Linked DNA regions of Mus musculus: region 2 is linked to region 1. A link is a loop called in an ENCODE intact Hi-C map of the cell type or tissue named here. Cell type or tissue: gastrocnemius. All regions are shown on one strand. Links, peaks and the distances in the headings refer to the core of each region. The heading gives the core; the rest is flanking DNA.

Region 1 (4,422 bases), core at 888-3,387:
GTGCTCTCCTGAAGGAGCATCTCTGGGGGAGAGCACTTCCTGAAGCTGCCTACTGGCCTTGGTGTCATGGCTGCCAATTTGGCATCCCATAATGATGTGTTGTAATTTGTGCAGTCATTTGTCAATTATGCTTTTCTTACTTTTCTGTGTGGAATGTCTGCCCAAATTACTTCAAGAGCCATGAGCAGCCTGTGCTCATCACTGTCAGAGGATAATTAGCAGAGGAAGGGAGATTATTTTTCACTTTCTTGCTACTTTCTGGTCTCCCTTGAGCACTTCACAATTGGAATTTACCCAGAATTCTGTTCATAAGAGTTGGAAAAACTGGGTTGGCAAAATGGCTCAGCGGGTAAGAGCCCTGACTGCTCTTCCGAACGTCCTGAGTTCAATTCCTGGCAACTATATGGTGGCTCACAACCACCCATAATGAGATCTGACACCCTCTTCTGGTGTGTCTGAAGACAGCTACAGTGTACTTAATTATAATAATAAATTAATTTTAAAAAGAGTTGGAGGAATAAATTTTCAAAACTGACTTCCTTTTCCAGACAAAGGCAATCCCCTGCTGTAAGGGATTTGAATGGTGTTGCTGCAACAAACACTGTAGCAAACCAAGGTCGGTCATGGAGTGGTGGGGAGACCTCACTAAAGGGAGGTCCTGGAAGTTCTGCAGCTCGAGGTTCCTGCCCCTCAGGAGATCTTCCTCCTTGCCACATTCAGGCTCCGGCTGGGGTGACCAAGCACCTGAGAAAGGGGTGTGGTGGGGGGAGGTGGGGGAGGGGAAGGATGGACAGAAGCACAAGACGGAGCAATAGGACCCAGGCAGTGAGTTAGCTATAGCTGAATGCTGGAAGTGTGGACAGTCTACCTGTGGAACCAGACACTACTAGAGGAATTCTACTTAATTTACTTACTGCTCATGGTGATCAAAGCAGTCACAATACTGAGAAAAGAGGAAAGGGAAGGGGAGAGGAGAGGAGGGGAGGGGAGGGAAGGGGAGGGGAGGGAAGGGGAGGGGAGGGAAGGGGAGGGGAGGGAAGGGGAGGGGAGGGGAGGGGAGGGAAAGAAGTCATGGCACTTGTTCTAAGTTTTTAATCCAAGGAGCAGGGAGAAGCTAGCAACCTGATAAGAGAGTCTGAAGAGTTAATTAGAAAAATATAATGAAATAATTCACTGATTAGATTCCATAAGCTCAGCTCCTTCAACATAATTGACAAATCTCTTAATTGAGTTTAGCATGCAATTTTAAAACCAGACTGTAATACTTGACCATTATACTCCACTAATACTTTCTATGGAAGGAATGGTTTGCCTGAATCACTGTTTGCTTTAAGGAATTGTGCTTCACTGCGGAAAGGAGGAAGGAACAATCTCTTGGGAATTGAATAAGGTTTTGTACATCAGCGGGATAAGGCAGCACCCGAGCCCAGGAGAGATCCCTCCCATTAGCAGAGCAGGAAGGAGGACACGCTGCCTCCCAGTCCCCCGCAGCAAGAGAGCAGCTCTGGAGCTGGAATCAGACTCCAGGGGTCCGAGATGCTGTCGGTATTCCCTCTCATCAGAGCGCAGAACTGTGGTACTTTGCAGTCAGGGTGCGTGGAAAATAAAATCTTCCCTTCTTCCTCCTTAAACTTCTCCATCCCTCCCATGTTTCTGTGTAAATTAACCATTTGTCAGTAATGAGGAGGAGTGAAATCAGGCAAATAACCACCTTGGCTCTCTCGGTTTGAGCTTGCATTAGTTTGCTGACTGACAATCTTTCAGGCAGGAGTGAGCGAGCAAAGGTGGTCTGCCAAGGGACCCAGCCTAGCGCACTGTGTCCAGGGCAGGAGGGAGTAGACACGTGACTCAGAGGTGTGGCTTCCAGCTCAACCTAGGATAGCAGCCCGGCCTTCTGTGGTATGTCTCCACTGCCCTCTAGTGTTTAGCATCATGGTGGCCACGCTATGGCCACTCACTAGAATGGCTGTTACCTCAGAGCAAGTGGGGAAGGTTAGATCTAGAGCCAGCAGGCCACAAAAGCCAATATCCGGGGTGGCCCTTCCCAAGCACCACCTCTTCCTCTCTGATTGCTACACCTGATCAAGCACTATATAATCTATAGGCGCATACCATCTAAATATCTGTGATGTACAATGTACAGCATTACACATTAGCTAAGGAATGAGAAAAGGTGTATGCTAGTTTGTTTGCCCTCTTCATACTGTCCTTTGAGCATGACTCTTCTTGTGTGTCAGGGCTACACACCCTCCTGTGAATGGCATGGTGCTGTCTGTTATCCATTTACTGCTTGTGGACTCTGTAGTTTGGAGCTGTTACCTGGTGTGTAAGGATTCCTCTTTCCCTACATTCTCACCAATATTTGCAGTTTGTCTCCTTTGGTTGGGATGGAGGACTTTGAGTATAGTTTTTATTTGCCTGTCCCTGAGGGCTAGAGATGTTGGATATTTTCTTCATAGACTTAGAAACTACTTGGATGTCCTGGAACTCTAGACCAGGCTGGCCTCGAACTCACAGAGATCCTCCTGCCTCTGCCTTCTGAGTACTGAGATTAAAGGCAAGGGCCACCCCCACCCCCAGCTCACTTGTACTCCTTTTGAGAACTGCTTGTCATTTGTTGATTTTGTTTGTTGTTCTCTGTTCTAGATAGTAAAACACAGCTGACGGTTTCTCTCCTGACCTGTATGCTGTCTCTTTTCTCTGTGCTTCGCAGAAGTTTTAAAGTTATCTGCAGTTCCATTTGCCAGTTCTTGATCTTATTTCCTGAGCTACTGGAGTCCTTTCCATGAGGCTCTGCCTTCTACAGCCACACCAGTCCGAAGGTGCCAGGAAGTCCTTGCTTGTGTCTCTATCTTAGAAGTATTTTCCTTGTGTTTTCTGGTAGTAGTGTCAAAGTTTCAGATCTTAGAAGTATTGATCCATTTTGAATGCCTTCTGTAGTGGATGAGAGAATTCTCACGTGGTTTTCCCAGGACCACTTGTTGACACGAATGCCACACACACTGGTGTATGGCCTGGCACTGCTCCATCATACCTGCCAGGGGTGAGTTCTGCACCCTCTATTTCATTCCCTTCATCCACACGTCTGTCTGTTATTGTCATTGTGGCTCTGTGAAAGTGTCTGAAATCAGACGCTGTGCTCTCTGTCCTCAGGGGAGGCTCTGCTCAAGGGTGCTTTTGTTCCACAGGAATTTGAGGATTGTTTTTTCTATTTCTGAGAAGAAACTCACTGGGATTGTGCTAAGAACTACATTGAATATTGTAGCTTGCTTTCAGGGCTACAGCCATTTTCATGATACTAATTCAGTCAATTAACTTAAATATCATGGCAGGAGTCCCAGTACTCTAAATAGAAGCATTTGTGCCCCTCCCTTTGGCTATACTGAGACAATCGGTGCCAAGGAATTGGAATCTCTCCTGAAGTCTCCTGCTAAAGATGAAAAGGTGGTACCCTAGTCTAAGAGGAAGCTTGTCTCCCAGAAGGAAACTCCACACAGTGCTGACAACTTACAGGACAGACCAGGGGCCAAGAGCCCCACAGTAAAGTGTCAGTGGCAGGCAAGGATGGATACGACCACGCCTGAGGCCATAGCAACAGCACTGCATCCCTAGCCCAGTAGACACAGTTATAATGAAGGAAAGCAATTCAGTTTATAGCAGAAAGTCAGTGCTGGGGAGAATACCAACAGAAAAACAAATAATAAAAGCTTCACAGAATTTTCTTTAAAAAATTATGTATTTAGCACAATTATATTATGCTAATAAATTACCTATTTTAAAAACTCTAAGCAAAATCCCTGTCATTTCATTTCAAAAGATAGATCATAGGGTTGGATGGCTCAGCAGTTAAGAGCATTTTCTCAAAATCTACACGGCGGCTCACAACCATCTATTACTCTAGTCTCGGGATCTAACACCCTCTCCTGGCCTCTGTGGGTGCCAGGTACATACATGGTACACAGACATACACAGGCAAAACATTTACATACATATAATAAAAATAAATGCATCTTCAAAAGACAGATTGTTTCATCACTCCTTCCCAGGAATGCCTCCTGTGCCCTCTGCCCTTAGAGAAAGTCCTGGGCTCCACAGCTTACGTGAGTCAGGGCAGAAATCGAGTAGGGAGAAATCCTGTTGCAGTGGGTAGCTGTTCTCATCCAACTCGAAAAGGCTCTGGATCTTCAGCACACAAGGCTCAGCACTGACAGCCAACAAGGAATGGAGCAGGTCTGAGGCGACCATGCCGTAGGTGACCTCTGAGGAAGGCACTGAGGAAGAACAAAGCACACACGACACTCAGGACCCCACTAGCTGCACAGAAACACATTCTGAAGGTTTCCTGTCTCTCTTGGTTCCTCAAGCTTCACAGACTTACATCTTTCAGTTCTTGTTCTACCCCTCTCTTTCCAGCGTCCAATT
Region 2 (4,422 bases), core at 1,134-3,633, 130 kb before region 1:
CAACATGAGCTGACAGACAAGGGCTAAGCAGCCGGGAAACTGAACCCAAATCTATGGCTGTGGTGTAAATCAGTCTTCTTCCTGTAAGAGCTTTGGAGGGCTTCCAATAACCTTTTAGGGATTCTTTTCTGCTTAAGCAACCCATAGTAGACAACTGTACTGGCAGCCCTGTTACACAGTATTGCTGTTCTGATCACATCATTCTCAGAAAAACCAAGTACTGTGCAGGCCAGAGCTTTGCCCTATTCATTTTTTAATATCAAGTATCTGAGTTAGTTACTTTTCTATTTGCTGTAACCACACACATGACACAAACAACTTATGACAAGAAATATGTGTTTAGGTCCCTGGTTTCAAAGGGTTTGGTCCATGGCTATCTGGTCCGCAGGAACTTGGACAGAGCATCACAGTGGCTGGAGCATTACGTCAGAGAAGGTTCTAGCATCACAGCAAGCAGAGCGAGAGAGGAAGGGGCCAGATATCACCAAAGACCCCCCTCCCTGTGACCTCCCTTCTCCAACTCCACCCCATCTCCTGAACTTGCAAGAACCTCCCAAAATGCACTACCAACGTAGGACCAGGTTTTCAACACATGAGCCTTTGGGGGCAGCTCAGATTCAAACCCAACTATGTCTAACATGCATTTGGCACTCAGCGAATGGTTTCAAAAGAAAGGCAAGTAAGGGTAAAGAACTCGAGGACAGAACATCTCGCAGGTATAAAACAGGGCTTTAATGGCCTCAGATTCTGAGGCCTCTCTGTGGGTCCTCGGCCAACCCTAGTAAACAGTAGCTCAGAGGCAGATCTAAGGGAAGACGGTAGCTGCTCTCATTCGACTGCAAACGGCTTCTAAGTCTGCCACTGTTGAGACTGATTGAGAAGACTGTATCAGACCACCAGTCGGGGGAGACTTGAGGGCAGTGACCAGAGCAAGAGCTTGGCACTGGTGTCATGCTGTGGGAAGGGTAAGGCTGGAGTGTTGGCCTTGGCCTGCCTGGTTTTTATTCTTTAGCCACAGAAGGACTGTCTTCCTGGAATTTGAATACTTGGCAAGAAATAGAGGGGAAATGAATTTGTGGTCAACAATTTGCTGTTACCTGAACTATGCATTCTATATGACGCCAAGTTGTGGCTGGTCAAGTAAAGTGTTAAGGTGAAGTTTGAACAGCTAAAGGCTGACTTAGTACTCATGAAGCAGACAGGGCAGGAAAGAGCATTCCATTCTAGGAAAAAGGTATGCAAACAGCAGAAGGGATTGGTCTGTCCCAGACGTGCTAAAGGAATGCTGTGTTAGCGCCCACAGAGATAAAGACAGAGGTGTCAGGGGCAAGTTAGTGGAGGCTCAAACTGCTACAGGCTGAGAGGCTCAAAGGGTTCCCACAGATGGTGGGGTGCCCTTGCAGGGATATGTAAGAGAGTATCTTCATGCTGGCTTGGGGGGAGATATGGGCAATGGTTATGGCAACCTGCAACAGAAAGGCTGAAGTAACTGCCAAGCGTGCAGCACTTTGTGGGTCCAAGTCAGGAGGCTGGTCTTAATCACCGTCCTTGTAGAGGGTGCTTAGAATGTGTTATGGTACCCCAAACTTGTGCACTTCTGTCCCCTTAGCAAAGAGCAGGCCCTGACAGCCATTGCTCCTACTAAGACCTTAAGTATCTGAAATTCATCTGTGAGCCTCAAGGCTAAGCCTGAGGCTCCAGGCACTTTCGTGGCTTCCTCATGATGTGAAGTCAAAGTGGGCCCAGTCTGATGCCTCGGTGGCCTACGTTTGCCCTTATCCCTCTGCCAGATGATTCCTGGTTCTGGGCCTGGCTCCTGGACGACCATCTGATTGAATACCAAGACCACCAGCTTGGTTATTAGGGCTTGCCCGCCTGTGTGATATGCTGTGAGCTAGACTCCTTCAGTGTCTCTCAGTCCTGAATGCCCAGGGTGTCTGATGCTTGGTATTGAATGGACACAGTCCACTCAGTCTGCCTAGATCCTTCAGAAACTCCCTAGGGCCCCAACTTTGTAGCCACATCTTCCTCTCTTCCCAGAATGCCTTGCTGCTGGAGCACATTATTTGGCCATGGTGAATTGTCACCTTCCACAGTTCCTCTTGGCTCTGTTGTCTTTGGCTCCGGGCCACTGAGCTTCTCGTCCTGAACTCTTCCCTATCCTCCACCATAAGTTGTCCCTAAGGGAACAAGGAGAGGGCCTCTTGCAGATATTGAGGGCACCCTCCCCCCTGCCTTCTGCTGTGACTCTGGCGGCCCATCACGTTTCCCTCTGTCCACAGCCAGCAAGGGCCCACTGCTAGCTACGAGCCTGGGTAAAGCCACAGCCTGCTGGCCTGGAAACCTGCTCTCGCAGTGCCCTCTGGTGGCTTCCTTTGACCAGAAGAAAGACTAAATTGATTAGCTCTGACTCCCACCGGCCTATTCAGGGAGGAACTGGAGGGAAACCCTGCCCTCCTCAGCAAGGCTTGGGATAGTTACATGCTGTCCCGTGCCCTGGGTTCCTAGAGTTGTGTGCCTTAGAGTTGAGAAATCCATGTCTCCAATAAATCCATGTCTCCAATAAAACTTCAAAACCTCTTCACTGTACTGCAGTGACTCTCACAGGTCAGTGTTGGCCTTCTTGCCCAACCTGTCCTCCAAGAAGTGACCTGTCCTTGCCACCTGTTTAAATAAACCAAAGCATTTCTACAATAAACCATTCACTGTGGGCTTTTTGATGTGAAGAATGGGTTTGAGACAGGGTTCCTCAACCTTGGCTGTCCTGGAACTAACTCACTCTATAGACCAGGCTGGTCTCAGACTCATAAGGATCCTCTTGACTCTGTCTCACAAGTGCTGGGATTATGACATGTACCACCACCACCCAGCTAAAATAGGCTATCTTTAATCTTGGGCTAGAAAACTATTCTTAGTCAAGACAGAGAAGTAATAATTCCAATAGAAAAATAATGATAAGTTAGACTTCAAAATTTTCAACTTTATCTGTAAGAGAATCAATCAACAAATAAAGGACTAGAAAAATGAATATATATATATGACATGTTTCCAGAGTATTTTAAAATTCCCATAACTCCATTATAAAAGGCCTAATTTAAAGCATGAACTCCACAAAGAAGCAACTATGGGCAACAACATAAAATATGTGTGCATTTCAAACCTTCAGAAAGACACATGTCTCATACTGCTAATAAGAAATTAAAATAATGTACACATTTGCAAAAGGTGTTTGGTCACTTCTTATTACTTTTAAACAAACACTTTTCTGTGGGATCCACCAATCCACCCGTGGTGGTATTTAGAGAAAATTATTCATAAAAGATAAAAACTAGAAAGGATCCCAATGTCCATTTGCAAGGAGGTGAATGAAGAAACTGGAGTGCATCAGTAGGTGGCAGAGGAGAGAGGCTGTATCTATGCTCAGTGTTCTGACCTGTGAAGCTCTGAATGATTAATACTCTAACATTCCCTGAAAAAAACAAGCCTGATATGACCACTAGCCTGGCACCAGGGTGCCCATACAGGGAGCTAGCCTGAGACAACCAGCCATTAGGCATTGCACAAACCCTGATAGGATCCCAGGGCAGGGAATGAGCTGGAGACTAGAAAACCCCACCTGGGTCCTCACCCCCTCCCCACCGCAGGAATGAGCCCAAGACAGATGACCATCACACGGAAGTCCTCAGATAGTTCAGGGGCAAGGAGCAACCCAAACGACCACCAGTCTGTCACCATGGGGCCTGGACAGGGACCTAGCCTGAGATGACCACCAGTCGAGAGCAGTACAGGCCTAGTGGAGCAGACCATGCCCAAGACGATCCTTACTCAGCGCCATAATGGACAGGAGGAACACAGCACTCCTAAGACCAACCCAGAGGCTCAGAGACCCTGGGCTTGCGCCACTAAGAGGAACAAGTAAGTGGTGGAGAAATGGGAAAGAAAGAGAAACAGAAGGATGGGGAGGGGCAGCAATGAAGAAAGGTAGAATGGGGGGGGGGGCGATAAGGAACAGCCCGTGAGTAGCCAGTAATGCCTCCTGCAACCACCAGGGGGCCTCGTCTAGGTCCTTGGCCCTGGGGCAGCAGGGATCTGTTACGACCAAAGGCTGGTGTTACCAGGGCTGTGCAGAGCTTGCCCCATCCTTCACCTGGACATCCTTGGCCAACTGCAGTACTCCAGAGAGCCGGCTCAGTATTTCAGGAGTTGTGGGTTAGCAGCCCCAAAGGTGTGAGAGCATGGGAGAGCTGGTCCCACCAGTTGTCTTCAGTGAAGGGACAGGGAGAGATTCCCTGCCCTTCACCCCTTACCACCAATAGCAGACAGGAGAGCTGGTCCCAACACTATCAGAGCTCAGAGTGGGAGAGCTATCCCTGTTCCTCACCAACTGTAATCTTGGAAGAGCTGCCCCTGCACTTCACCCGG

Evidence for each region. Peaks named below come from ENCODE experiments on the same cell type or tissue, not always from the same donor. Only the 100,000 strongest peaks of a DNase experiment are listed, where the experiment ranks them.
Region 2: a loop joins it to region 1, with 2.8 times the contacts of the local background. A loop is called at or near these places in 8 of 42 quality-filtered maps.

What each region holds. Positions count from the first base shown.
Region 1 is chr14:34,233,316-34,237,737 of GRCm38, forward strand. Shld2 (shieldin complex subunit 2) reads right to left here. Exons shown (of 10, transcript NM_001360074.1): 10 at 3,718-4,271. The coding sequence ends at 4,033. Among named protein-coding and RNA genes, the nearest start is that of Syt15, 15 kb to the left of the region's middle. In gastrocnemius, for the core only: a CTCF peak has its summit at 1,915 (motif pointing left); a DNase peak (open chromatin) is centred at 1,879; H3K4me3 peaks cover 576 bases; H3K27ac peaks cover 459 bases.
Region 2 is chr14:34,102,778-34,107,199 of GRCm38, forward strand. It overlaps the pseudogene Gm24998. Among named protein-coding and RNA genes, the nearest start is that of A630023A22Rik, 2.2 kb to the left of the region's middle. In gastrocnemius, for the core only: a CTCF peak has its summit at 2,366 (motif pointing left); a DNase peak (open chromatin) is centred at 2,333; H3K4me3 peaks cover 224 bases.